Linked DNA regions of Mus musculus: all the other regions are linked to region 2. A link is a loop called in an ENCODE intact Hi-C map of the cell type or tissue named here. Cell type or tissue: heart. All regions are shown on one strand. Each heading gives the region's core, and the rest is flanking DNA. Links, peaks and the distances in the headings are about the cores only.

Evidence for each region. A loop is a pair of places that touch in the nucleus more often than their neighbours do. Peaks named below come from ENCODE experiments on the same cell type or tissue, not always from the same donor. Only the 100,000 strongest peaks of a DNase experiment are listed, where the experiment ranks them.
Region 1: a loop joins it to region 2, with 4 times the contacts of the local background. A loop is called at or near these places in 2 of 42 quality-filtered maps.
Region 3: it touches region 2 in a loop (2.4-fold over the local background); 10 of 42 quality-filtered maps call a loop at or near these places.

Annotation. Positions count from the first base shown.
Region 1 is chr2:33,750,919-33,758,918 of GRCm38, forward strand. It overlaps Mvb12b (multivesicular body subunit 12B), which reads right to left. Exons shown (of 10, transcript NM_175184.4): 8 at 4,072-4,127; 9 at 1,391-1,450. All of the region lies in intron 2 of Gm52507 (a long non-coding RNA gene), which reads left to right. Among named protein-coding and RNA genes, the nearest start is that of Gm52507, 21 kb to the left of the region's middle. In heart, for the core only: no CTCF peak of the experiment used is centred there; DNase peaks (open chromatin) are centred at 3,033, 3,492, 4,383 and 4,913; H3K27ac peaks cover 2,620 bases.
Region 2 is chr2:34,367,615-34,377,878 of GRCm38, forward strand. It overlaps Pbx3 (pre B cell leukemia homeobox 3), which reads right to left and starts at 4,431. Exons shown (of 9, transcript NM_016768.2): 1 at 4,107-4,431; 2 at 3,210-3,283. The coding sequence starts at 4,306. In heart, for the core only: no CTCF peak of the experiment used is centred there; DNase peaks (open chromatin) are centred at 3,637, 4,197, 5,217 and 5,597; H3K4me3 peaks cover 4,853 bases; H3K27ac peaks cover 4,157 bases.
Region 3 is chr2:34,245,047-34,255,310 of GRCm38, forward strand. All of the region lies in intron 2 of Pbx3 (pre B cell leukemia homeobox 3), which reads right to left. Among named protein-coding and RNA genes, the nearest start is that of Pbx3, 120 kb to the right of the region's middle. In heart, for the core only: a CTCF peak has its summit at 4,545; a DNase peak (open chromatin) is centred at 4,675; H3K4me3 peaks cover 1,492 bases; H3K27ac peaks cover 1,445 bases.

The sequences.
Region 1 (8,000 bases), core at 1-8,000, 620 kb before region 2:
TTTATGTACTCACATAACCCAGAACCCAGTTGGACGGGCCTTCGAGTCGCACTATTTCTATCCACCTGGAGAGGCTCCCTTTGAGGGACTTCCAGCCATAGGATAGGACTAGGCCCTAATCTTGCCTCATACAAAAGAGAAAAAAGGTCACTTGGTCACACGGGTGAGAACAAGACAGCCCCAAATTCTAGGGTTGTGTCTCCAGTAAGTGCTTAAGAAAAAGATGCTGCTGCCAAGGGCCAAGGTGGCAAGAGCAGGGGTGGACAGCAGGGGAGGGATACTGATGCCCCCTTTGTAGCAGGGTCTGAGCCTGCAGAGTGCACAGCAGTGGTGGGTACCTGCTGCCTCCAGAGCTTCCCACCTGTCCACACGGCACCGGCTGGTACCTTTGAGATGGCTTCCTCCATTACCCCAGCACAGACTGGGGTAGCTGCCTGGGTTGGGCAGCCAGGCTGCTCCAATGCCTGTCTACGTGACCCTGCTCTATCTACCTCTGCACCTGGAGAAGGCCACTCTATTAAAGCCTTCCCTGGTCCCACGGGCTTCCTCCCTAGAGGAGGTCTGCTGGGTTCCTGGAATGCTCTTCTTGAGCAGATGGACTGCAGAACCATTTTAAGGGTAGATGGGAAATTCTGCACACTAAATTTCTAGCATCGTGGCCAGCCATTTCCACTGTTGCCAGCAAGCAAACAAACAAAACTGTAGGTGACAATCAGGTTTTTATGATTTACGGAGAATCAAAGACAAAGGAGGAGGTTTTCGTCTTGTTTTTGCTTTGACAGGTTTAGAAATTTGTTGTACTGCATTGATTCAATTTTCCTTGATTCCAGCCATCTTTCAATAATGCAGCCTGCTTCTGCTGGCTGGGTACATACGAGAAAACCCCAAGGAACCACGGATATTGAAATGGTTCTGCCATTTCCATCTTTGAGACAAATGTTCCTCTCTGAGGAGCTGTGGTGGCAGCACGTGACTGTGGCAATCTTCCCTGCACCGAGAGGATGTGCAGACTGGTGCTGGCCTCTGAGCAGGCCCAGTGAGACCCCCATGAGACCCGCCGTCTCAGGCACCTGATCCTGGTGTCTTTCTTATGATGCCCAGATGCCATCAAATCAGCCGGTCACATGGGGGTCTGGCTAAGTATGGGGGATCTAGGATACACTTCTGGATCATAAAGAGGTTTGACTAAATCTCTGAGACGGTCCTGGTGGCAAATGATGAGACAGAGAAGGCACTAGTCATAGTCTATGTCAAGTGCATAGTGCATGCAACGTGACTCAGAGTTTTTCCCTCAGAAGGGCTCTTGCACCCATCTTTTCTAGAACAGAGCCCCGATGGACAGACAGGGACCCTAGAGGAGTGAGCAGAGCCCCGAATCCATCATGCTTACCTCCTTTTCAATTTCTGCCAGAGACTTGATGGTGATTCCCAAGAGATCAAAGGGCTGCATCTGAAAATACAGAGCAAGTTGCCCTTTTTAATGGCTGGAGAATGCCCCCCTTGCTTTTATGACACTTGTGATGTCCTAGCCGTCTTACATTCCCACCCCCTCCCACAGGGCTGCTATTGTGATGTTCAGTTATTATGGGTCCAAGGAGGAACCACAAAGACCATGGTAGGATAAATCTTTGTATGCTAAGACTGCTTTGCCACATATCCACAGCATTGAGGGGCCAGCCTGGGGTGGGGAGGGGGTCATGGCCTCCTGGAAGGTGTGCCTGTGGCCAATTACTTCATCCTTTCTTCTGCTACAAAAGGAGAAAGTGAGTGAGATTTCTGCTTTTGTGATGGAGTATGGGGCTGGAAGTGCCTAAATCAGCAGCCACCTTGACTGCTGTCTCTATAGAACAGTGTCAGGTCTAAGGAGTTCCCGGGGTCTGCAGTATACAGGGAAGCGTCAGGTGGACTTCAGATCTTTGGCAGTGATGGAGAAGGGGATCCCTGTCCATCAGGTCAAAGGGGCGAATGGGGCAGTTTTGCATATTAATGGGGCTCTGAATCCGATGGACAGTGGGACATTTCTTGGCGAATATACAGGCCAAGAAGGTCAGTTGGAGGTCCGGAGAAGCCTGTGAGACACACGAGCCTCCCTGTCGGTGAAGCTGCAGGCTCCTTCCGAGTACACCAGCTCTGTATTTCCTAGGAGTAGCAAAAGCCAGGCTTTCTGCAGCCTCGCCAGCAGGGAAAGCCTGAGAGCCCCACAGAACCCAGGAGCTGTGGTCAAAGTGCTGTGGTGGGGATAGGGCTGGTGTCTGCACAGGGCCAGGGGGTCCTGGGGGGGGGGGCGCGGGGGAGGCTGGAGGGTGGCTCTGGAGTCCAAACTGGCTGCCTCATGGTACGGGATGGGTCAATCTTGTCTGTCTGTCAGCCTGCCTGTCTGCTTGCCTGCCTGCTTGCCTACCTACCTATTCAGTTAGATATCTATAGAGAGTATGTGAGTGTGAGGGCGGCTTTCAGGAGCTGGGTCTCTTTCCACCTTGTTGAGGCAGGTTTCTCTCATTTCTGCTATGCTTTGCACTCCAGGCCGACAGGCTATGGCTCCCATCTCTTAGGGGTGCTAGGGTTACACACGAATGCCACTGTATCCGGTCTTTTTCTGTGAATCCCTGGGACCGAATTCCAGTGATTGGACTTGTGCCACAGGCCTTTTACGTGCTGAGGCATCTGGACACCCCGTCACCTTTACTTTAAAAGCCTGTTAAAGTGGCCTGGGCAGGCCCTTCTGGCCTGGCTGCAGGGGGATTAAGCAGAGAAGTGCTTGGAAGAGCTTAACGCTGAGCTTGGCCTGCATCCGGGGCCTTGAGTGCTCCGCTGAATTGGCAGCAACATATTTGTGAGGGCGAACTTGGGACAGGGCCACCAAATTAGACCCTGAGCTCCTGGGGCTGTGCTACCAGTAGCCACAAAACAGTTTGGCTGTGCTGGAGACGCCAGCCTGCGTGGTGTGAGGACGGGGCTGCCTGCCCGCCTGGCCCAGGAGCCAGCAGAGGTCCAGCTGTTGCATCATTAGGCTCTAACTATTCCACTAAACTTTCTCAACTGGAGCTGGTGAGCAGGGCAGAGCAGCCTCTCCCAGGGAGCATGGGGGAGAGTGCCAGCGTCTCCATGGCAACACAGCCAAGTGGCTCCGCTGAAGTTCCTCAGGCTTCCTGTGTCACGTCAGGAGCATTTTTCAAGATTAAGCGCTTACCAGAAGGGTTCAGAGGAGGCCTATTATATTTCATAAAAATGGAAACAACAGAGCAGGTTGGATCGCCAGCCGGGTGGTTTTAAACTGGGTCCAAGAAAAACACTGAAGGGGTCTTTAGCTGGGCCAAACTAGGGCCGTGGTGTTTAGTGATGCCTCAAAGCAATCTTCTGCAGGAAGGATAAAAGCCAGAAACAAGTTTAGTGACCCAGCACACCTCAGGCTTGCATAGCTGAGAGAGGGGTGAAGGGTGTCCTGAGGACCAGGCACTATCGGAGGTGTGACTCCAGGAGGGGATGTTGCTCAGGACAGGGCCCTGGCTGTGGCTGGCACTGCTCATGGTCTGGCTACTGGCCTCTGCTCTTGGCTGGCTTACCCAACCCTCTACCATTCAGGAGGGCTTAGGGCTCAATGTGGGCAAAGTATAGGCAGAGGCATTGGCCCTCCGTGCCATAGTGGAGCATGCAGTGTGCACACAGAATACAGCAATGACAGTGGGAACTACGGCCAACTCCATCACCATGAAGAAAAATCAAGGCCACATGTGGTGGCACAGCACTAGGGAGGAGATCTCTGAGTCCAGTGACAGCCTGATCTGTATAGTGAGTGCCAGACCAGCCAGAGCTCTATGTCTCAAGAAAACCCATTAAGCCTGGGCAGTGCATGTTTTAATCTTAGCTCTCAGGAGGCAGAGGCAGATGCATCTCTGCAAGGACAAGGCTGGCTTGGTGCACAAAGCTAGGCCAGCAGGGCTGCATTGTGAGACCCAGTCTCAGCCAGCCGGCGGGCCAGCTAGACATAGCTAAGCGTAGCTCATGTACACGGAAGCTACAGGATTTCAGGTTGGGGTGGGAGAGGAGGAGGGGGTCATACATAAAACTTACACTTTCTGGAATGCAGGAAAACTTCTCTGAAATCATAAAAGGCACACCATCCATTGCTGCAAGAGAAGAGAGGAGAGGAAGGCACTCAAGACATGGTTGCTGTCCAAGACTCTTAGATGCAAGTACAGAGGACCAGTGAGCATCTGGCTGGAGGCAGCTGCTACCCAGGGCACGTGGCTGGGAGCTAGAGTGGGACAGGACAGGGTGTCCCCTGTTCTCAGTGACTACATCCGACCCAGAGATGCAGATGTCTGCACGACTCCTCTGAGTATAGGCAGTCAGTCAGGGTATGCCCAGGGCTGGTGTGGAAGCCCTTTCCTACCCTGGGCCGGGAGTCTGACCTATATCATAAATGATGACAGCAGGAAGAAGTGGTGCGTGAGTGGGAGGAAGCTGGCAGAGGCATGTTTTTGTTCATTTTCTTGGCCAAGCCACAGATCCCCTGGGTGGTGTTGGGTGCTCATTGGCCTCCATGGAAAGACAAGTAGTTCGGTGGTCAGATGGCTAGGCCTGAGTCCTGGCCTGGACTTGCAGTGAGCATCTGAAGTCATGTATAAAAGACGTTTGGCTAATGGCAGGGAGGTGTGTGCTCTGAGTCTGCAGGGAATGTGCCCAGGCCTGGAAGAGTGAGCTCAGTGTGTATGTGGGAGGGGCGGGGGGGGGGGGACTACAACACGTGCTCACAGTCACTGATTCTTTGTCATGGCTTCAGGGCTGAATTAAGACTTGCCCCTGTGCTTAGTTTCCATAGGACATGAGGAAGGATGTGGACCAAGCAGCCTGTGTGAGAGAAGTGCGGGGCCTGGGAAGCCACTTCCTTCCTGTATGTACCATGTGCCTTGCAATCCATCTGTGTCTAGATCTCCACCGCCAAACTGGTGGCAGTATTGCCACAGAGGAGGAACATGTGGTGCAGGCCCTCACAGTGTCACCCGTGAACAGAGAACCCGGCTGCTGACTGAGCTGAGGCAAAACTCAGTGTCCAGATCTGGCCCTTAGTGCAGGGACCTGCAGCCTGCAGTAAGAGGGTGGTTTGTTGTAGACTGTGATTTTGGAGTGGACATTGTGCACCCCACCCCCAAATGTTTCCTAAAATGAAGGCTTCCCTGGTATTCAAACACTGGGGCCAGCTTTCAGGGCTGGGGAAGAGGAAAAGTAGAAGTAGAAAAAAGAACGCGGGAGGAAGGGATGAAACCCGGTCCAGTGTCTGCTGTGATGGGCTATACATGTATGTTAGGCTGTGTCCATAATGACCACAGGGAAGAGGGCCGGCCTGCACTCTGGGCCCTCTCTCTATGGGCTACTTCCTGTGTGAGCTTTCCATGCTCAACAAACACCTGTGGCAGGGGCCATCTCCCACTGCAGCTGGGCCCTAGAACCCAGAAGAGAAGGCTAATGTCACAGGTTTGTGATATTAACACAGGAAGGAGGGCCCACGTTGTGACATCCTAGCACCACCTGAGAATCTGCCACAACACACATAGTCCCACCAATGAAGAATCCTTGGAAAGCCACAAGCTTGTCAGAGAGGGAGGCAGGCAAGTCCCATCAACATGCAGAGAGAGGCCATACCAGCCTGCCACCAACCATCCAATGTAAGCTCTAAGCTTCTGTTCACTCCACACAGCATTTGCGTGCTATGGCCTCAGATGCTTGCAGGGCCCCGTGCCACTTCTGATCGTTTTTTGAGATGGCCAAGCAGAGCTCCAGAGTTTGGAGCCTCCCGAGGTCAATCAGGGAGGAAGGAGTAACTTAGAAGCCTTGACTTATGAGACTTGGACAAGGACAACAGAATTTCACCTACACATGGGTAAGGGAGCATGCAGATTACTGCTCCTGCCCCTGTGCAGAGCAAACGGAGCTTCTCTGTACCAACTTCTATAGTGAAGTCCTCACCCGCAGCCTTAAGGGAGCTCTGCAGCCTACTGGCTGTCGGAGGGGAGAGTGTTTCATGTTGTAAGAAACGTAAGGCCGCACGATGGTGGCCACCAGGATGCTGGTGGCAGAGATGTAAGCCCCTTGTGCCCGGACCTGACTGCAAGGAGGCATTTGGTAAAGTGACTGAGGTGGGGACTTACAATAGGAGGCTGGGCAGTCACACACAGCTCGCATGCACTACAGGACACTACATCTTAGCCCATCTGCTACAGGGGAGAGGCTCAAGAACAGCACAGAGCTCCTAACAGCACAGGGCACCCTGAAGCAGATGTGACCCCCCAGGCCATACAAACTGACCAAATTCCATTATAAAAATCTAGTGAGTGTGAGTGTGTGTGTGTGTTGAGGGGCAGGGGGAATGGAGAGATGGCTCAGTGGTTAAGAGCACTGGCTTCTCCTGCAGAGGACAATGTGTTCCATTCCCAGATAGCTCACAACCACCTTTAACTCCAGTTCCAGAGGATGGACACCCTCTTCTGGCTTCCATGAATACTGTATGTATGTGGTTCAAAGACAGGCATGTAGGCAAAACGCTCATACACACAAAATAGATAAATCTTTTTAAAAAGTCTAGTAGGGGTTACTGAGATGGGGCTCAGTGGGTAAAGGTGCTTGCTGCACAAATTCTACAACGTGAGTTTGAGCCCCACAATGGCATGAAGGCAGGAGGAGGGAAATGACACACAAAGTTGTCAGCAGGCTTCCACAAGTGGCATAGCCCCCTTCCATGTGACATAGCCTAGGCACTAGAGAAGCGGATTAAGCAACTGCTGTGGAGTGGATCAGGACACCACCCAATGTTGGAAAAGAAACACATGGGCGTTTAAGTGAAGTGTCAGTGGGAACTTAGTGAATGCTTGCTAGTTGGCTAACAGTGAAGGGCTCAGAATGCTGGCGTTTGGGCTACACCAGAGCATGGGATTTACCAGGGTCTGTCAACACCTTGAGGTTTAGGTCCAGCTGAGCAGGACGAATGGAAAACGTGCAGAGTAGCAACAGGGAACTGGCTTACTGCATCACTGCTTACTGGACGCATCACGGTGATTTGACTACTGAGCATGACAGGAGCCCCTCTCAAGGCCACAGTGCCACAGCATGGCCACAGAATCTGGGTCCACTTGGTCTGCTCCGAGCTTGAGAGTGACACCTCGTGCTAGCATGGTATTCTTTTATGATCATCCTGAGAGCCTTGAAGAGAGGGAGGACATCATGGGACCCTAAACTAACCCCAAAAGGAAATGGAGAGGCGGAGTCAGGTCGGCTGCTCCAGGAGGTGGGACCCTGCCTAGCAAGCCAGCCCTGCATTTGAGACATGGGAAACAGGCAGAGTGGGCTCCTGCCTAGATAAGAGAAGGCCTGAGGTGGGTGAAGGCTCATATCTGCTAGGAAGCTGCAGCTATAGGGTGAAGGGCTGCCCAGACCGATCATAGTTCAGGGGACCCCACTGTCCTCTTAGGCAGATGCACAGGGCAGAGCCAACAAGCAGAGCTGTTTGCTTGCTGGGAGACTGGGTAGGGACTCTGCATTGCAGCGTTTAGCTGTAGGAGATAAGGTGCCTTCTGATTCAACAGCATCCACTCCTAGGAGCCTTAGCTGGATGGCCTTCCATATATGAAACTATTCAGAGGTTTGGCAAGCATAATCCTTAAAAGGATGGCACCCATTTTTCATGTGATCCCCAAGACTGCTCATAAATCATCTCTGTCCTCCCTCTTCTGGGGAGCCCTGTCCCCCACTGCCTCTCCCCTTCCCCAGTCTGGGCTGTATGTTTCTCTTACCACTGTTCTAAGCTGATGTGATGTGTGATGGCTGCCCTAGCTGCCAGGCTCTCACTGACCCTCCTTCAGGGCCACACACTGCTGGTGGACACGGCTTGCAGGGTCACCGCACCCTCCAATCAGCAAGAGTTAGGGCATGGCTTCTCTCCTGGATCCTGCCTGACCCGTGCACAGTCATGCTGCAGAATCAGGAATGACACGAACAGGCATTGG
Region 2 (10,264 bases), core at 1,097-9,096:
TTACTTCATCAGAGATATTTAATAAGCAAAGGGTGGTAACATGATTTTGTTATCATCCTAAAGAAAACCGTAGCCCGTCAACTACGATCTTCCTTGCTTACATAGTTTAAAACAGACACATATCTCGATTTTAAAGTGTGTAACTTTAGTTGCCTCTAAAATGTATAAATGTCACAACTCAACAATGAAAAACCTTTCTGCCCCAAAATAACTGCACAATAAATTTTATAACAGAATATACTGTTTTTTAAAAAAACAATCATCTTATAGTAAAAGTATAGTTTCCTTACTTCTGAACAAGAAAATAATATAATTGTGGCAGATTGCCCATTTATCTGTCAAAGGGGGAAAAAATGCCTTTTCATATTTGGTAGGGAAGAAATAAAATGTTTTCCAAACTAAGTCCCTTGTGTGCATCAAAACTGGCAGTATTCACCGTCTGATCAGAAACCTCAAAATCTACCAGCAGTTCTACAAAGACATGATTTTTTTTTTTTAATGATTTTGTCTTATTTTAAAAGAAAACCAAAACTAAAATCACACTGTCCACTGACAGTGGCAGTTCCCACCCACCACCCCTTTAGTTCACAACTTGTCAGCCCCCTCCCTCCCCTTCACTATGCAGAATAGAGTCATCACATAATATTCCTGATTTATATTCACAAATGACTAGATGAACTTTCTGTGGGTAATTAATCCTTATGTATTATGATAATAGATTAATAAAATTATTTAAAGAGAAAGTATTAAGTAGCATACACATATTCCCTAACACTTATTTTCTAAGTTCATAATGTCTCTAAAGCAGGGCTGCAAAAGCAGGCAAGGGATAGGCCCTGGAATGTGCTGCCCAGCTTTCTCTGCTTTGGTAACACTAATGTCTACACAGCTGTTTTATTTCAAATTGAGGGCTGAGTCTAGCGATCCTGTCTCCTTCTAAGACTGGGTTTAGAGCATGAGGCAGAGCTATGGATAGTAGGGGAGAAAGGAGAAGAGAGAGAGAGCTTCACCCCATCAATCACTCAGTACTTAAATCCCATCCCTCTCGAGCTCAGAGAGGCAGGCAAGAGGATGCCTCTGCCCAGACAGCCGCCTTCACTGTCGGCTGCTGGCTTTTTATAAAAAAGATAACCTGCAAACTTAGGTCGCAGGTCAACGCACAAAAAGAGGATCTAATTTACAAGTTATCACTGAAAGCCCAAGAAACAATTTTCAAAACACAGAAATTTCTTTTGTCTGCTCTCTCCTGGTTGTTAAATAGCAATAGCCCTACCAAAGCTCTCTCTGACCATAATCCCAGACTCTGAAAAGACTTGTTTCTTTTCCTAACTCACCTTTGACATGTCGTTGACTACGCTTTCCTTTCAGAATGGTGTAACTAAGTCCTGTGCAAATAAGCAACTGGAAGACTAACACTTCTTAATTGAATTTCTCCTGCTGATAAGTGTTCAAACATGAAATGCTGTGTAGTTCTGTGTGGTTAGACCAAAACTATAAAGGGACAGAAAATAAATACAAATCATAAAGAAGGGTGTTCTTGCTAGAGAAGAGCATCAATTCCCTCTCTTTAGTAATATAGTGCCATATAAAATTGAATCAATCTTAATATTCACAACACAGTCAATATTCCAGTGCTTAGCTGTCAGCACGAACTGGAGTGGAGCCCTGATAGCAAGAAAACCCTTAGAAATTAAGCAACATAAATGTCCTAAGAGTATATACTTTTATTCACCCAAATTAAAGCCTTCAAGGTTCAATGCTGGACATCTTTATAGTTAGATTAAAATCATCTAACATCTTAAATCATAAGGTGCTCAAAAGGTGGTTAAAATCAATATATAATAAGTCAATAATTTAAAACGACTTGGTTTTCAAAATGTAAAGTGTATCACCAAAAAACAAAAAACAATCATTAAAAAAAATCATGGCATGAATGAAAAGCAAATAAGGTTATTTCTTTAAGCTCTCAATATTTACTAATAACTCTGGTTTAGCATACATACATTAAGAGAAAGCAATAAACCATCATCTTCCCTGGCTTACTTTTAGGAATATGAATAGTACCTGTTTAAATAGAGTATAACTTAACTTCCTGCCTAACAGTCCTAGGCAGTATATTATTATTTGTAAAATCAACTCAAAGACAGCCAAACATTGAAACATTAAAACAGCCTTAGTTGGAAAATGCAATATACTGGACTTGATTGTTTTTCTTCTTTGCCTCAATTTACAAAGGGGCAACTTTAAAAAGCAATACAACCCAACACATACAACCACAAATAAATCAATCAATGGTAAAGCTTGACTGATGGAGGGTTGTTTTTTTTTTTAACCATATACAGGAAAGATAACTAAACACAAACTAAAACATGTAAAACATATGTATATATATGCACTTTAGCTTTACCCTTAAGTCAAGAGTAAAAATACCTTAAATAGAAAAAGTCTGACAAGAAAGTTAAACTATAAGGAACTGTCAAAAATTTTCCCTACTCTGTATCAGCAATTTTCATTCTAGCACTTCTGCAAACCTATCCTACTCCTGCCCTGAACTTCAGAATGTTTGTTTCATCAGGATCTGTGGACATCTTTCTTTATACATTGAAGCTCAGTTTTACAAGTGTAGCAGTTGTAAGACGGAGGCTATAATAGAAGTACTAATAGGCATGATACATTGTATATGCCTAAGCACATGATTTTCCTTCCTGGATTCCTAAAAATCTTCCCACCTAAAGCACCAAGTCCAGGGTATTACTGAGGTGTGTTCGGTTGTGACTTCTACCAGTAGAACCGAAGCTTAAAACTGTCTAAGTAAAACAAAGTTCTAGTGACGCCTCTCCAGGGGAACCGGTCCCTGGCATCCAGTCTCCCACCGCTCCTTTTAAAAAATGCTACACAGGCAAAAAGAGATAGGAGAGGGCAACTAGCTAGAGCCCCCTCCCCGACTGAAACCAGGGACTACCTCCTAGGGAACTGCGACCCAGCTCCATTCTCATATACACTTCATTTAGTACCAAAGCAGAATTGAGAAATAGACTCCAGATTTATTGCAGGTTTGTTTTTTTTTTCTCAAGATCAGGAGGTGGGAAGCAAAGAATGATCAAAGATGGCGGTGCCCAAAAGCAGCAGCTCTCAACTGGAGAGTCGAAGGAGTAGATCTGACCCCACCTCGGGGGTCTCCAGGCCCACTGTGAGCAGCAGAGTCTTACCTGTTTTCTCTTTGATCTCACACAAGACGCTGAAGAGCGCCGGTTTCATTCTGTGACAGTTCAGAGCATGTTTCCTAAAAAACAAATAGCAAAACACAAAGGTATTAGCATCACCTATTGGAATAATATGGCGCCTTCCTTTAAGTTAGACCCAAGATTTAAAACCGGCCCCCAGTTTGGAAAAGCTCCTTTGAACCACGGGAAGTCAACAAAAACTCAAGTTTACTAGTTCGCAACTGGCGGCAAGCTCTAGCGGCTGAGAGCTCCAGCCCGATAGCAGCGTGACCCATCTGCTGGCTCGACAGAAGCCTCGGCGTACACAGGAGTGACCCGTGCATGAGGCTCCGCTCCGGGGGCCGCGGCGGGACCCAAGGGACCAGACCGGAGCGGAGGGAACCCCAACGCCCAAGCTCCACAAGAGGAGCGGGCGCAGCGGCCAGCGGGCGGCTAATAATCAGCGGGTGACAGCTCCGCAAAGTTTGCCAAGCGGCCCTCCCTCTAGAGAACTTGGCGCTCCCGCACAGGGTTGTGCGGGGAAGCAGCCGGTCACCCCGGACTGGGCCGAGGGGAGTGGGTGCCCGGAGTCTGGGCAGGCGGAGAAAGTTGCACTTCCCTGCGGTGCGGCCACGGACCCGGCTGGGACGCGGAGCGCGCTGGGGTCCGAGCGGGAGGTTTAAATCTGGGGAGGGGGGCGGGCAGCAGGGCACGGACGAAGCAATGATCGAGTTTGTCCCGAGCCCGGCGAGCAACTTTGCCCGCGCGATGGGGGACACAGCAAGTGCCCGGCGGGCGGAGAAAGTTCCCGCCCGCAACTGAGGCCCGGGTCCCGGGAGCCAGCCGGGACCCGAGCCCGGCTCCCGTACACACACAAAAGATGCTTAATGAGACGACACCAACTTTGCTTGCGCCTCGTCCAAGCTCTGGTCGGTGATGGTCATGATCTGGTGGAGGATGTCGCCGATGTCCTGCTTCCTGCCGTCGCCGTCCGCCCCTTCGTGGCCGTGAGGGGGAGGCGGCAGAGCCATACCCCCCTGGACCGAGTGGCCGGCCAGGTTCACCCCGGCCAGAGTCTGCAGCATCCTGGATTGATCGTCCATCCCGCCGCGCGCGGGCGGGAGCGGGCGGCGGCGGCGGAGGCGAAGGCTGAGGCGGCGGCGGCGGCAGCGGCGGCGGCGGCGAGGGAGGAGAAGAAAGAGGGGGAGGGGGAGGGGGAGGCGGCCGCGCGCTCCCCGCCCGCGCGGGAGGGGGCGGCCTGGCCCGGCGCGGCCCGCGACTGAGGGGACGCGGACCGGCGTCCGGCTCCGGCTTCCGCCGCGGAGGAGACTGAGGACAGCGGCGGGCGGAAGCGGCGCGCTCGCCGGCGGAGGCGGAGGCGGTGGTGCCCGCTGCCCTCACGCGGCCGCCGCGCTGCCTCCTCAGCGCCCCTCGCCGCGCCGGGCGGCCCCGCACAACTTGGTCCTCAGCGCCAGCCGAGTTGCCGGGACGCCGCGGCCGCCGCCGCCCGCGCCAGCCAGAACGGTCCCCTCCCTCAGCCGCCTGCCGCCGCCGCCGCCGCCTCAACCGGGCGGGATCGGAGCACCGGCGGCCCCGAGGGAGGGAGCGGCGGCGGCGGCGGCGGGCTGCGGAGGAGGAGGAGAAGGAGGCCGACGGGCGGGCCGCGGGGAGCGAGAGGGGCGGAGGAGGAAAGTTTGGGAGCGGGCGGGCCGGCGCGGCGGGGACACGGAGCCCGGTGGAGGGCCCCGGCGGGCCGCACGCCGGGCGGACAGCAGATTGATGAGGCGGGAGAACTCGCCGCCGCCACCTCCGGTGCCGCGCACCCAGTCAGCAGCCGCTGTGGACCGGGCTCGAAGGCCGCTCGGCTGAGGGATTGACAGGCTGCCAGTGCCACTCACTCACTGCGGCCCCGGCGCCCGCGGGGGGAGGGGCAGGGAGAGCTGAAGGGCGGGGGAGCGCCCCGGATGCCCCGCCTCCGGAGGCGGAGCCTTCTCTCATTGGGCTTTGCGCCTCCCGCCGCCGCCACTGGCCCCGCCCCTAGAACGCAGCCCGTCCCCTCTGGCCTCTGCTGTGGGGTGCCTGAGAGCCAGCCCGGGAGCCTTATGGGCTACTCGCGCCGGCACTCCACAGATGGTCGGTCAGTCCAGCCAGCAAAGTGTTGTCCCCGGATCCTGCTCCTTCCCTATTATTAGCAGTTGGGGACTTAGAGGTGTTATATAGGACCGAATAAAGTGTACCCGTAGCCGACAGCGTGGTCCCCCATTGCATGAGATGAGCTTCACGCCTCGGACAGTGCCTGGGATACTTTCCCGCTCTTCATATCAAGAGGTGGTACCCTCTGGGCACAAGGCCTCAAGCACAGGGCCAATCGCATTGCGCTCAGCGCCGAACGAGGCGGGACAGAGCCAAGAAAGGGTTGTCCCAATTGGAGCGTTCGAAAGTCCTGGGCTGAGACCGGGAAAAGGGTCTAAAAGCCCTGCCCGTCCCACGGTCGCTATGGTAACCCGAACTCAGCACAAGGAGTTAGCGCTGGCAGTAGGGCCTTGCGCTGTCTGTCCCTCAAGGAGTGACCAGTTAGAATGGGAGCCTGTGGTTTCGCATGGACAGAGCTCTTCTCTGAAAAGCTAGCAAATGGAAAGGTCACAGAAACATGTCACCTGGAGAGAGTGAAATCCAGGACTATTTTCTAAGCTAACTGCGCTTTGCACACTCGACGAGTCCTGGAGATCCGGGGACTACCCTGGCAGGTGTGCGGAACCTGCGGAGAGCGAGACAATAGTCTTACAGACAAGTTTGTTTAGAAATGGACTGGACTGACAAATTGACCCCTTCGGCTGTAGTCAACTTCACCTAACAGATTTACATACCTGTAACACCTCTTCATCCATTATACTTCTGCCCAAGAGAGACTAAAGACTTAAACGGTGTTGGAATCCGCACCTACACCTCCGGTGGAGTCTTGAGGCTGATCTTGTCCTCATCTCTCAGGCTGAGGATTCAACATGATCTCATTTTAAACCCATGGAGATGACCCTAGGTTAAGTGTTTAACTGGTGGCTCTTACCTCTAAACGTTCCTTTCTCAGACTCAATAAGCGATCTTACCTGAAACTAAAAATAGAGGTGTGAGGAGATGAAAAATGGCTGTTACTCTGCAGGGTTGAATGTAGGACAAGCAGTTCTTTAAATGCCAGATGGAGTCTTGGAATAAAGCAGGCTACTCAGTTCCAGGTTCTTTCCTTCGTATGTTGAGTGTGATTTTAAATACTCCCCACTGCAAAGCTAACAGCCAAACTCACAGGCCAGGCAAGCTACAAGGCTTACCAACTGCACAGCTGCTGGGGAAGGAGTTCCAGACAATCTACCTTGCTTAAGTCCAAAGAGCCTCCTTTGAGTTCATTAATATTCTCTGCTCTTGTGTGTGTCAAGTTGCTGATTCTTCAAGTACTCATTATGAGTTACAGCCATCATTGATTGGATTTTCTCTACTCTAAACTTGTTTTTCAAACTGTCACCAAATCCTTTCGTGCTTTTTTTTTTTTTTTTTTTTTTGGTATAAAGGAATGAGAGAGCAAGGGAGATGTAAAATTCGCAGAATTTTATCTGAAAGATGCTGCAAGCTCTAAGATTCCTTCCAGCTCTGAAATTCAATGATCCTGTGAGTCACTATTAGGCCTCCTTCCTGCCCTCCTTCTAGGCTCATAATCTTGACTAATCAGTCATGAGGATGAGGCTAATTAGCAATGGGGATTTATGGTTATTCCTAGCCTGCTCCAAACAATGAGTTATGTAAGCAAAGCAACGTATATAAAAATGTAAATAAAATTAAAGAAACACTTAAGCAAATAAAGACAATTGGGAACTATGGGCTATGTAAACAAAGTAGAACATAAAAACATAAATTAGAATTAAGGAAGCACTTAAGCAAATGCCAGCAATTAGGAATAAAACAAACTTGTTAAATGCTTGACATCTGCAGCTAGGTTACGGCACACACCTCTAAATCTGTGGTCATTTGGAGGAATGGAATCCTGATATTTCTGCAGTGAGATCAGACAGACCTTTAGCTTAGGAGGCTTCCCATTTGGTTATTATTATGATGATGATAAGTGAGAAAAGCCAGTAGGTCCTAGCAGGGTTTCCTTCACAGGCTCACTGGCAATTGCGGTCGAGATAAAGTGTATTTTGTAAAGATATTTTTTATTTTTTATGTGTATAGGTGTTTTGTCTACATGTACATCTGTTAGACCATCTGTGAGCCAGGTGTCCATGGAGGACAGAAGAGGGTGGCAGATTCCCTTGGGACTGGAGTTACAGGCAGCTTTAATATGGCATGTAGATCCTGAGAATCAAACCAGGGTCTTTTGGAAGAGCAACCATGATTCTTAACCACTGAGCTACTGCTGTAGTCACCTCTCTCCTTTCTCTTCTCTTCTCTTCTCTTCTCTTCTCTTCTCTTCTCTTCTCTTCTCTTCTCTTCTCTTCTCTTCTCTCTCTCTCTCTCTCTCTCTCTCTCTCTCTCTCTCACTGTTGCTGGCTGTTTGTTTGTTTGTTTGTTTGTTTGTTTGTTTTAACCCAAGATCTTGCGTATACCCTGGGCCGGCTTGATTCACTATGTACCTAAGGATGGCCTTGAGCTTCTGCTCTTCCTGCATTTAACCTCCAGAATGCTAATGGTTTATGCTCTGTTAGGGGTGAAATCCAGGCATCCTGCCTGCTAAGCAAGCCATCCACCACCTGAGCTACACCCCAGACCCCCATACCTGAGGTTGCCTTACCTCTGTTCAGTAATGTAAGTCATAGTCATGCCTTCACAGATTAATAGACTAGACCCTCCCTAAGTGCCTGAGTCTCTCTTTACTGTTTCTAAAGTAGTGATTACTTTAAAAGTCAAGGAAAATGTAATTTACTTTTGGCAAGTGGACATTCTTGTAACATTAACAGTGACAAAGTAGTATTAAGGGCAAAGTGTTTTAAGATGTGACTTCAATATGTAACTGGCTTGGTTTAAGGAAGAAAAAATAGAACTTAGCTGGCTAAGAAAAAAAATATGTTGTTGTTTTTTAAGTTATTTGTTTATTTTATCTGTATGAATATACTGTAGCTGTCTTCACACACCAGAAGAGAACATTGGATCCCATTACAGATGGCTGTGAGCCACCATGTGGTTACTGGGAATTGAACTCAGGACCTCCGGAAGAGCAGCAAGTGCTCTTAATTGCTGAGCCATATCTCCAGAACCACCACCACCCTTTTTTTTTTTTCCTTTTATTTGTGCATATATGTGTGGTATATGGATATCAAGTTTCTTCAGGTATTCTAGCCCATACCCATATATACCCATATAAAGTCCAAAGTAAAATGTAGTGTGTCCTGAATTGTTGCTCACCACCTTATCCCTTTTAGGCAGGGCCTCTCACAGAACCTGGAGCTAAGCTGATGGTCAGCAAGCTCCAGAGATCTTTTCCCACACACACTGCCGCTATGGCTGTAGGAATTCACAAGCATGCTTAGCTTTTTACATGAGTTCTAGATATTTGAACTAAGGTCCTCTTCCCTACCACACCATCTCCCAAAACTGTTAGATTCTCTAAGTTGCCATTTTAGAAAAACTCTCAGTGCTTATTGTCTATGTTGATTAGTTCTTCACAACCCTAGCCTTAAACTGGGAAGAAAGACTCAACTTCAGAACTGCCTCCATCAGACAAGGCTGTGGACATGTTTATGGGATGTTGTCTTAATTGCTAATTAATGTGGGAGGACTCAGCCTAATGTGGGCAGTGCTATCCTGGGTAGGTGATCCTAGAGTTTGTTTTAAAAGTCGATAAGCAAAGCAGGAGAAACAAGCCAGTAATCAGAGCCCCTTCATGGTCTCTGCTTCAGTTCCTCAATCCAATGTCCTGGAGCTTCCTTGATGGTGGGATGTCACTACTGCCTTGACTTCCCTTGATGGTGGACTTTAACTCTTTCTTCCTCCGAACTGATCAGTGTGGTATTGCAGTAAGAAAAGGATAAACTAGAACATCCCTCACAGTGTGGCTCTTCCATTGTTTCTACCACTTTAGGCATAAATCTCTAGATTTGGTCTTTACACCGGATGCTTGCGACTTGTAGCATAATCAAAGGATCTGTGAATATCTACCAACCCACCTTTCTACAATAAGACCTTTCAAAGAGGCTGAGGCAGGAGGATTCAGAATTTGAGGACAGTCTGTGTTACACAGTGAGACAGAGACAGAAGACAGAATAATGATTGGGATTCATGTTTTCTGAAGAAGTTTGCTAAAGAGCACCATCATTTATATGGGTTGATTCCTTGTTGTAATTAGTCCAACACTGTCTCTTCTTTATATAGACAGCACTAGGGCTAATACTCTCAAGTGCTTGGCTGTCATCTATTGGCCCTCCTTATTCAGGAGGCATGATTCAGACCAATGGCTATGTTCTCAGTCACAGTCATGGTCCCTATCTTCTGAACCTGTCAGAAAGGAGAAATAGTTTTTTGTTTTGTTTTGTTTTTAATAGAAATAAAGCCAGTCAGTCAGCCATGGCTCTCCTCTCCTGTGTCTTCTGCTTCTCTCCACGGTGAACACAGCCCTGATTCTTGGATGGCAGCAGGGGCTATCTAGTGATAAGAAAATGATCATATAAGGATAAAAATCAACATGGTTGATGGTTTTTCCTCCTTCTAAGGCTTATAACCACATCTGATCATGAGGGACAATGAAGGACATCCTACAAAATATTTGGCCAATACTCCTAGAAACTGTCAAATTCTCCAAAAACAAAGAGTTATGAGAACTGTCACAAGTAAGAATAGTCTAAGGGAACCTGATCTTATCTCATATCCAGGATGGAATCTAGAATAGGAAAATCAGATTTTTTTTGAAGCTAAGAAACTGTAAACTATGAAATTTAGCTAATAGCAAAGGTATCTGTTCTAGTTAACATGAACTGTAACTTGGTGCAGCATAGAATCATCTGAGCAAAAAATTTCCATTGAGGAATTGCCTGGACAAAATTGATCTATGGGCATGACTGTGAGGGATTGTATGCATATTT
Region 3 (10,264 bases), core at 1,246-9,245, 120 kb before region 2:
ATTATGACTGCTCATACATTCTGACTATCATTTGCCACAAGCTATATCTGTCAGCATTAAATAAAGCTGCATTATAAATGTAAACAAAACACCCACATCTACAAAATGAGCTGTCCTCCATGGCTGTAGGCATGAATTGAACCCACTTATTGACTCAGGTTGCTCTTTTTATTTATTCTTCTACAAAGACATGCATTTACTTTACCCTACAAGCACACTAGGTTTCAGAAAGGCAACTCGTCTTGTGTATAACAAAAAGGCACATGTTGACAAACGCATGTCTTAATGCAATAATATCTTGTGGACAACCATTTCTATCCAGTTGGTATATTTATAAAAGTTTTTCTGATCAAATCACTAGGTTGTAAATAATCAGTGGACTTGATTCTCTGATTCTCTAAGTATATATTTATAAATTACAAGAAAATTTATTATGAAGATCAATAGGACTTCATTTTCAAATATTTAACAGAACAGGGGAAATGCCCATAACTGTTCACCATTAGCATCTTGGGTAGCCACTAATTAAGTCAATCCTATAAAAAAGGAAGCAAAATGTTCAGAGAATCCAACTATGCAGAGCATAAGATTAATTCAAGCTGCCATTTTTTTCTAAAAAAAAAAAAATTAAAACACCAATTGTAGAGTGACCTTTGTACTTCTCAGTGTGAGTGGCACTGTGCACAGCCACAGTGACAGGTAAGACGAAGGCACATGAAAATTCTGTGAGCTTTAAAACATTTTGCAACCTCTATTTTTAAAAATTAGGTGTTGATAATTCTGAACCTAACACAGTAGGTTCACATTCTCAACTAGAATGTTTCCAAAAGGTATAAAGTAGCCTCTATCCTGCCTCTCTCCTGTTTGTCAGTCTTCCCCTGAGTTGCCTTGGTGTGCCTTGAACGTTAAACAGACCAAGGAATCTCCCTAGCTTGGCCTCCCTAGTAACTGGGGCTCTATGCATGTGCCACTATGCCCAGCACTCCTCTCTATTGTTGTTTTATGATAGGACATCATGCTGGGAAGTGGACAGCTATCTGAGATACAGACACACAGGATTCCTGAGAATGAAGGCAGCCTGGGTAATATTCTGACAGGTGTGCTACACATTAAGGTCTTAGTCTATGTCCAGGCTTATTTTGAAAAGGGGCATCAACATGACAAATGATGACAAATGAAGGCACAGTTCTAAGAAATTCCTTGCAGACAGCGTCGGAGAGCACATATGAATCACAACACATATGCATCACAGAAAAAGTGAAACACCTTCCCTCAAACAATCACGAAGGCTTCTGTGTGCACATCAGCACATAATTTCATAATTCTTTTTTTTTTTTAAGTAAACTGACTGGTTTGTTTGGTTTCACAAAGACTACACAAAGCTATAGCACTAGACTGAAAATAAGCTTCAGCAACCAAAGATTACCCAGTGGATTCCAGAAGTCCAATCTGGACATATGCAGAGACCAAGTACTCTAAAGAAGTTAGACACACTGTCACCTGTTGAGCAGTTAAGACTCAATGAGCAGAGTCTAAAAGTTTATCCCTCTGTCTCATTGCAAAACACCCTACATATTAAAGCCTAGATTTTAAAAGGAAGTAAAATGAGGTGGTTAAAATAGTAACAGGTACTGTCAGGAACTATTTTTATGTAGGACATCATTCCCTGTAAAAAGGAAAGCACAAATGTATGTCCCTTTGCTCCTCACTAATCCACAGATGGCTATTAATTATTACTGCTTTTCCTTTCTAAGATAAGCTTGTTAACAAGAACTACAGGATAGCTTATAGCCACTATCCAATGGGTGGGTTGCATCATTGTTTATGATGTTTACAGGAAAAAAAGAAATCAGTACAAAGAAATAGTGTGGAGTAATTAATATATTGTAGTGCAGTAATTTCTACTTTCTACCTCCATTTAAATAAAATAATGCTCAGCAATGCCAGCGTAAATCAGAGAGAGCCACAGGGGAGCACAGCGAGGCAAAGACATTAAAGCCGAACCAAAGCCCTTCTTCACCCAAGCTACTACTATTATTACTCGTGCAAAGCAAATATTCAGCCTCCAACCCTAAATCATTTCAATTCCTATTTCCAAGTATAATTTAATCTTTTTCAGCGACACTTGATGCTTACTTCATCACAGCATAATGACAGATTAAAAAGTTGTTGAATTAAATATTAAAGAGGACTTCAGGCAGTTCTGCATTTTTAAGGAATAACACAGATTGGGGATGAAATGAGAAGCCCAAATGCATATTTTATACCAAAAGGAAAGAATACATATATTTTTCCTTCAGGCCACCTACTTTGTAATAAAACACAGGGTAGGTTTTTATTTAGTGGATAGAAATGTAAAATAGTATAAGCTTCATATCACTGTAAACTGGCACCATACAGTGATGTCAAGGCTAATGATACAACAGGAAAATATGATCCTTTTATATCTTATAAAAATATTTACAACTTATTACTTGCATTAAGATTTTCTTAATTTTTAGATGTTTATCTCATATACTCTCACAGATGACAGCATTAAAAAGAAAACCATTATGTAAACACATTTATGTTTGGAACTGTTCTGAGTAGATATGGGGAAAGTTGAGCTGTAATTGTAAATCAAGTTCTTATGAAAATGCTGATTGGAGTAAGAGGCCTCATAGTGGGGGCTCCCATTAGACCAGGGTCAAATCAAACATGAGATGTAGGTAACAGTAGTGTCTTCATTCTTAAATGGAATAGAAGTAGTTTTACACATACAAATATGCACACATGTATACACACACACACACACACACATATATCAAGAATAACTAAAGAAGTTATGAGTTTGTCAGGTGTAAGAGGAACACGGGAAGAGTTGGAGAAGAGGTAAAAATAATGTAAATAAAGAACTCATTTATGAAATTTTCAAAAACTTAAAAAAGCAAAAAGAAAATTCTGGGAGTTTATACTTAATATGCATGTGTGCATATTAAAAACTAAAATTCTAAAGGCCCAATGATCACTAAATTTGTATGTTTTTCATTTTATTTTACGAAAGAGCCCCACTCCAAGATTTAAAAGAAAATAAACTTTTAAATTCTTGTTGCAAAATTAAAGCAATTCAATGGAAAAACAATGGGCTCCATGAATATTTTATTCTATTTGTGTAACAACAAACTGCAATTTTTCTGCATACATGAGTGTAATAATCTGTACATTGGCCTATTATATAAACTACTGACAGTAGCATGTCATTCTTCCTCTAGTTGGACATTTTACTTACAGGGTTCTAATGCTGCCTGTTTGACTGGACCACTTTGTAGTAACAGGGGGTGGAGGTCTGCAATCTTTAGTGATTCAACCTTCACTTTAGAAAGTTATACTTTTATATATTTCTATCGGACTAAAGATTATCTATTTATAATTGTGTGTTTTAATGGTTAGCAGCGACATTAAAAATATGTACCACATAACAGAATGGTCAATGTTGTCCTGGTGGGTGAAAAAGCAAATGGTATGTGTTTTCAAAAACAGCTTATTTGTGGAATAGGAACACAGTATGACAGAAAAGAAGTAAACACTTTCAAGTAATACATGCTATTTCATAAGTAGAAACAAAAGACAAAGGTGCAAAGCTCGTTTCCTAGGAATTATGACTTTGGCTGTGATGGAGGTAAATGTCATCTCTTCTGGCAACTACACACAGCCTTGAAAGGATGGCCTAATTCCTTTTGGAAAAATTTTCACTGTGTTTCCTCCTGGCCAAATGTTCCAGGTTTTACTCACAGAATGCTGCACACACAATCATTTATTTTAAAGAAAAGCACCAACTGTACCAGGGAATTGTTTAGGAATCCAAAAGGGAGCAGGGCTTCTAGTATTTCTTTTATTAATCTTTACAAATCTCAGTATGGTGTTGTTTTACTGGCAGGAGACTTGGCTAGTCAGTCCTCCCAAGCAGACTAATTCTGACCCCCATAATTAGATATATAAGGTAAGGTACACACTGTAGAAATCCTGCAGTTATCTTCTCTGATACTCTACAAAAAGAATAGAGAAAACAGACACAACCTTCCTGGCAGCGCCATTTCCTGAGTGGAGCTAAGGCACTGGCAGGGAAACTCTAACAAGGGCATTTTCCTGTGGTTTCCATATAGAAATCCTTTTTTTTAAAACAGGATTTTCTTTTCTGTAGCATTTTCCAACCAATAATAATGAAGTAATAATCCCCCATCATCTAGGACATAGGTTCTCAACCAATGTTTGTACAGCTCAATTCCCTGTGCTTCCCTATGTAAGTCAGTTCCATTGAAAGACACCATCATTAAGTTAGGATACCTCCACACCAATTACAGAAGAGAAACCTAGCAGATGATGCTTCAGATTCATGGCGAAGGGTTTTGTTTTTGTCTTATCATTACCCCCCCCCCCCCAACCACCATTTTCCCAAGATGTCCATGTTTTGCAGCTGGCTTGGCATTTTCTCCTGTGTCCGTTAAAATGTGCACATGGAGCCTTTCCGCTGTCCTCCTCTGAGATTCTCCTGTAGGCGGCAGCTCAGAGAGCTGAAATCCTGGAAAGACTCCTTCCCCTACCACAGCAGCAAAGCAAGTTTCAGGGCTTGGGTTTGAGGACTCACTGAGCAGCGGTTAGAGCGGGAGTCTCAGCGCCCATTGTTCTCTGCGGCCACAGCCCTCCCGCCTAGCCTGACAGCGCTCCCGCCCTGACTGCATAATTAATGCAAATGGAGCAGCCTCCCGGTCTGCAGCTCTTAGGGTTTACTTTTGTGCAACACTTACGCAGGAATATTAACTAGAGAAAGCAGCATCACAACAGGGGTGGAAAATCAGCCTGTCAGTGACTCATTCCAAATGCCACAGAGAGCTGAACGGCTTCGAGATTGTTTCATCAAGGTGATTGAGAACAAAAACTACCGCGGAAAGAAAATTCGAGCCGAAACCAAGCTCCCACGCAGGCAGTATTTTTGGCTCTAGCGACATTCCATAGGAGAAAGATTGCTGCCACGCCTTTATGCAAACTTGTGGTGTGCAGCCCCCCCCCCCCCCAGAATGGCGTTCCTCAGCCAGGAGATAGGACCCCACTCTGCACCGGTCAGTGGTACCCCAGAATCACCGGGGGCGGGAGATCCACATTTAACAGAATCCAAGGCTTATGTCCCAGGAGATGCCTGAAGGGCTCTGCCATAAGGTGCCACGCTGCTGTACCGTTGTGACAGATCACACTAAATTAAGGACAGCTGACTGTGTGGAAGCATAGAGGTTTTTTCTCTACACCGTGCTATGGGTAAAAGTAATTAAACTCCATATTTAAGCTTGCAATCATATTATAACAACAAAAAAGTATGCATCTTTTGAAGTAATCCTAACAGCGTTTTCAGAATATTCTATATAAGATGTGTTCTTAGAGAGCCGAGAAAGTGACGCCCACTGCATGGCTATGAGCACCCGTCTTCTCACACTTGCCAAACTGGCATAATGGCTTACTATGTCAAGTATTTAAAGAATCAGGATTTTGTATTTCAAATACATGCATTTACTTAATTTCATTTAGACTTAAATGGGATTATAAATTTGTGAACAAATTCTGATCAATTACATTAAGGCTATGTTTTAATAATGACAATCAAATCTTAAACTTTACAAAGGTTTTACACATTTTAAGAAATTACTTTTCTACTTTCAAGTGGAAAAAAAAAAGAAAGCATGGTTGAAAATTTTAACTCATTTTTTTAGGTGTAAAATAGGAGAATAGAATAGGAGAGGGGTGCATATCAAATCCACACCTCCCCTAAATGCCATCAAATACGTGTCTGTTTCAGGAAGAGCTTGTGAGCCACTTCTGGTCTCACATAACAGAGTGACTTAATCCTGAACATTTTCTAGAAAATTTTCCACAAAGGGGTCAATTGTATGCCACAAAGTAACCACTCATGGATTTGTCTACTAAATGGCCGAGAACTAAACCCATCTGAGTATCTTCACTGCTTAATTAAATATGTGCACAATAACTGAAAATCATCTCTTTATCCATTCAATACACTATGGGGCAGAAGAGATCAAAATAGACACGCTGATCAAAAGGTTTTCTTTAGACAGGAAGCAGCCGTCAGACCGTTGTTACAAATTAAAGGTATTATATTCAATCATTTTTAATCTCTTAAAAATGAATAACCCTTCTCTGCACGTTAAATCATTTTTCTCCAGAGGTAGTGTTTCTTTTATGTCTAAGTGCACACATTACTTCATCATGCTCCAGGTCTACTAGCCGTGGTGGCCATTTATCCATCGCTCACCTAAGTCAACGTGCTCACCAGCTTTGGCCTCCTATTTCACCAAAAGCTTCTATGTATAAAAAATGAGAATCCATACTCATTATGGATGATAACCTCCTGAATTTCACCCTAAACATTAATGTTCTTACTTGCATTCTGTAGTTAATAACTTCTATATTAACAAATGCTGCTTTATGATCAGTTACTATGTATGTAAGTACAAGGTAAGAAAAACTTAAACCTTATTTTCAAAAATAAGCAAATTTACCCTCTGATTTTTTTATTGATTGATTGTATTTATTTCTTTGTTTGTTGTTTATTTGGTTTTTCAATACAGGGTTTCTCTGTGTAGCCGCCCTGGTTGTCCTGGAACTCACTTTGTAGACCAGGCTGGCCTCGAACTCAAAAATCTGCCTGCCTCTGCCTCCCAAGTGCTGGGATTAAAGGCGTGCGCCACCACTGCCCGGCTACCCTCTGATTTTTAAACATTTTACCATTAAGAATTTATAATCTAGCTGGTAAGGCTGTACACATTTAATCACAAAACTTTGGAGGCAAAGGAAAGCAGATCTCTTTGAGTTCAAGGCCAGCCTGATCTACATAGTGAGTTCTAAAACAGCCAGAGCTACACAGTGAGACCCTGCCTCAACAAAACAACAGAACAAGAAAAAGTTAAAATTCTATCTATGAAATATTAATTTTTGATAGGAAGATTTATGAGTTTGAGGCGAACATGGACTTCACAGAAAAGTCTTAAAGCCTGCCTAGTCTACATGATGAGATCCTGTCTCAAACAAAGAAATATTGATGTTTTTTAAAAGACATGAGATTTAATATTGGTACACACAAAACTATGAAAAGGCCCTTGAGATAGTGGTGTGAAAGCTGCAGCTCAATGACTGGGTTTTTGATAATATGCTATTAGGCTGACAAACATGCTGACCTGTGTGGAAAGGCAGAACTGTGCGTACACAACATAAGTTAAAAACAGCTTCAAGTGACTGTTTAAAACTGTGGGCTTCAAAACCTTAAAATACAGGAAAGCGTTCCATAGTTTATTTAAAATTGGCAACCACAGTTTAACAAGCTATTCTAACAAATGATTAGCATAGCATGTGCCTTTCTTTAGCCATCAATTATGACACAGGGTAATGCAGGGCACAACTTAAGTGTCAAATTACAATATGCTGTACAAAGCCACTTTGCAACATAGCTTTCTGTTTGCTTAGCAATTACTACAGAGCACGCTGCTTTTCATGAAAGGAACTGGTCAGAACTGTTTATAAGAATTACTACAAATGTTTATGTATTTGGATTAAAAGAATTAGTTGACAATTTCATAAATTTTCTCACTATCAGGCTGGGTTATTTATCTCATATTGATATTAAAGTATACAGCCAACCAGAATGCTCTGAGTTTCTTTCTTCTTAAAATAAAATTCATCTGTATATGTAAACTAATGCAGAACAGTAGTTTCTTTCCCCAAATATGGAGGGTCTTTTCCCTCAGTTTGTCCATGAACAATAATTTAATGCTGTAGTCTTTTAGTTGTGAGTTCAGCCCCATCTGTAGGTTCTGAAGCTGCAGCAATGCTTTTCATAGTCCTCAGGAAGACAACAAGAATTTCAACATGAAATAAACAAGCAGAATTTCAGAAATGAGATTGCAGCCTTAGTTTTTATACACAGTCAGTGCTTCAACACTTGATCTACCCGTGCTCAGGTTATCTGTCTTAATTGTAGGACCATCCATTAATTCATAAAATTCTTATGTGAATAAATACTTAATGAGAAAAGGGAAAAAATACACAAAACAGTTTTTCTGCTGTTTTTTCTGTTCTGCTGCTGTCCTTTCTCCTGCATTTGCCTAAAGGCTCTCAGTAAATTACACTCCCAGTAAATGACTGTAATTTACCCGTTGAATTCCCTTGTTCAGGAAAAGCACAAAAACACATTCCAGCATTTCCACAGCTCAGATTTACTATTCTGGATGTCAAGAACAATCCATGGGCAGTAATTTGAAACTGTTTGAACCTTCAAATGAGGGAAATTAGAAATGTTTTGAGAGCTAAGATTTTCAGTGAGGACCTAAAAACCTGATAAAAATCTCTAACTGTTACATTCCTTCCTGCCCCCTTCCACATCAGAGTAAGAGGCCTAAATAGTCCACAGTGAGTTTCAGCCAGTGCTACAGTCACAGTACTGATAAGTCAAATTTACCTTCACTGGGTTAATTTTAATGGTAATATGACTATATGTATGTATGTATGCCAAATTTAATGCTAAAGCCATAGACCCCCACTATATAGCCTTCTTTCATAACTGTCTTCTTGAACACTCTGGCCATCACTCAAAGCAACTTTCTCCAGTACAACTTACACGAGCAAAGTTATAAAGTTCAGGGCTCCAGGGATCCCCAGCAGGCACAGTTACAAATATTTATATAAAAAGAACAAAGACTTTTAACTTAGTCACACTTCAAAACATAGACATCTCAAGTTCAAAGAAATGTAAACATTTACATGGCCCATTCTTGAACCATGGTACTTGATATTTTAATATTCAACAGAGTGACATTCATCTTCTCTAGTCTCAGAATCAGTCTCTCTGTCTCTCTGTCTCTCTCTCTCTCTCTCTCTCTCCCTCCCCCTCCCCCTCCCTCCCTCCCTCCCTCTCTCCCTCCCTCCCCCCCTCCTCCAGTTAAGAACACTCAGTAACCAAAACAGCCTATTTTACTCTGTCTAAAGGCAGGTTTTCAAATGGCAAAATGGTTATAAATCCTCATTATCCTAAATAAAATTACAGCACTTTAAACATTTCCAGGGAGAACATTCTCTCTTCTAAACAACTACCTTAGCGAGTAATAGGAAGCAATATGGTTGCACTTGTGTCACAGTTGGAAGCCTTTTTAAACTGTCGCCCTGCTAGCAAACCGACTCTACATATTAAAATGAATGTGTTGCTTATTTCAAGGGGGGAAATCATTTATAACATCAAGACCATTATTAGGGTATCGTGACTTGGTTCCTCGTAAAGTGAACTAAAAGTGTGAGTGGCAACGCCCTGCACATGTTCTCCTGCCTCCACTCTCTACCAGAAGTTGGGTCTTAGAAGAAAAGATATTAATGCAAGCTGTGGTGTTCCCTATTCTACATTTAGATTCAAAACAGACCATTTGTCTCAGAGATTTCTGACCACAAATATAGAGGAAAATAAATCCTGAAGAAAATACAAAGGTGAAGTCTTCAGAAATGTCTCAACTTGTTTTTTTTTCCGAGACAGGGTTTCTCTGTGTAGCCCTGGCTGTCCTGGAGCTCACTCTGTAGACCAGGCTGGCCTCGAACTCAGAAATCCATCTGCCTCTGCCTCCCAAGTGCTGGGATTAAAGTCGTGCGCCACCACTGCCCGGCTTACAACGTATCTTTTTAAAACTATGTACATTTATTTTAGATTATTTTAAAAAATCTATGTGTGTGAATGCTTTGCTGCTGACGTATCTCTGTACACCATGTCCATGCTTAATACCTTCTAAAAAGGTGTCAGATCCTCTGGACCTGGAAATCCAGATGGTTGTAAGCTGCTATGTTGGTGCTGAGAACTGAAGCCAGGTACTCTATCTACAAAAGCAGCAAGTGCTCTTAACCATTGAGCCATCTCTCCAATCTCTAATATAGATTATTTCACAAGTGCCTGCATTTCTCAACAATTGTGTAGGTATCAAAGGGAACTCTCACTATCCTACTAGCTGGATAGTGACCAAGACATTCATAGTTTATTGTCTGATGTCAGATCCAAGAGAATCATGAGGGCCCAATTTTGTGTTGTGTCCAAAAAGTTCAAAGAGGAAAATAAATAATGAACACAGCATTCAGTGGGAAAGAAAAAGGTTTTGCTTGTGCTCAGTTTGTAGTCGGCTGTGAAAAAAACACTGAAAGTTACCTCGTTCTTCTCAATGTCCTTTAGCTGCACAATGACTTTGTGATGCTT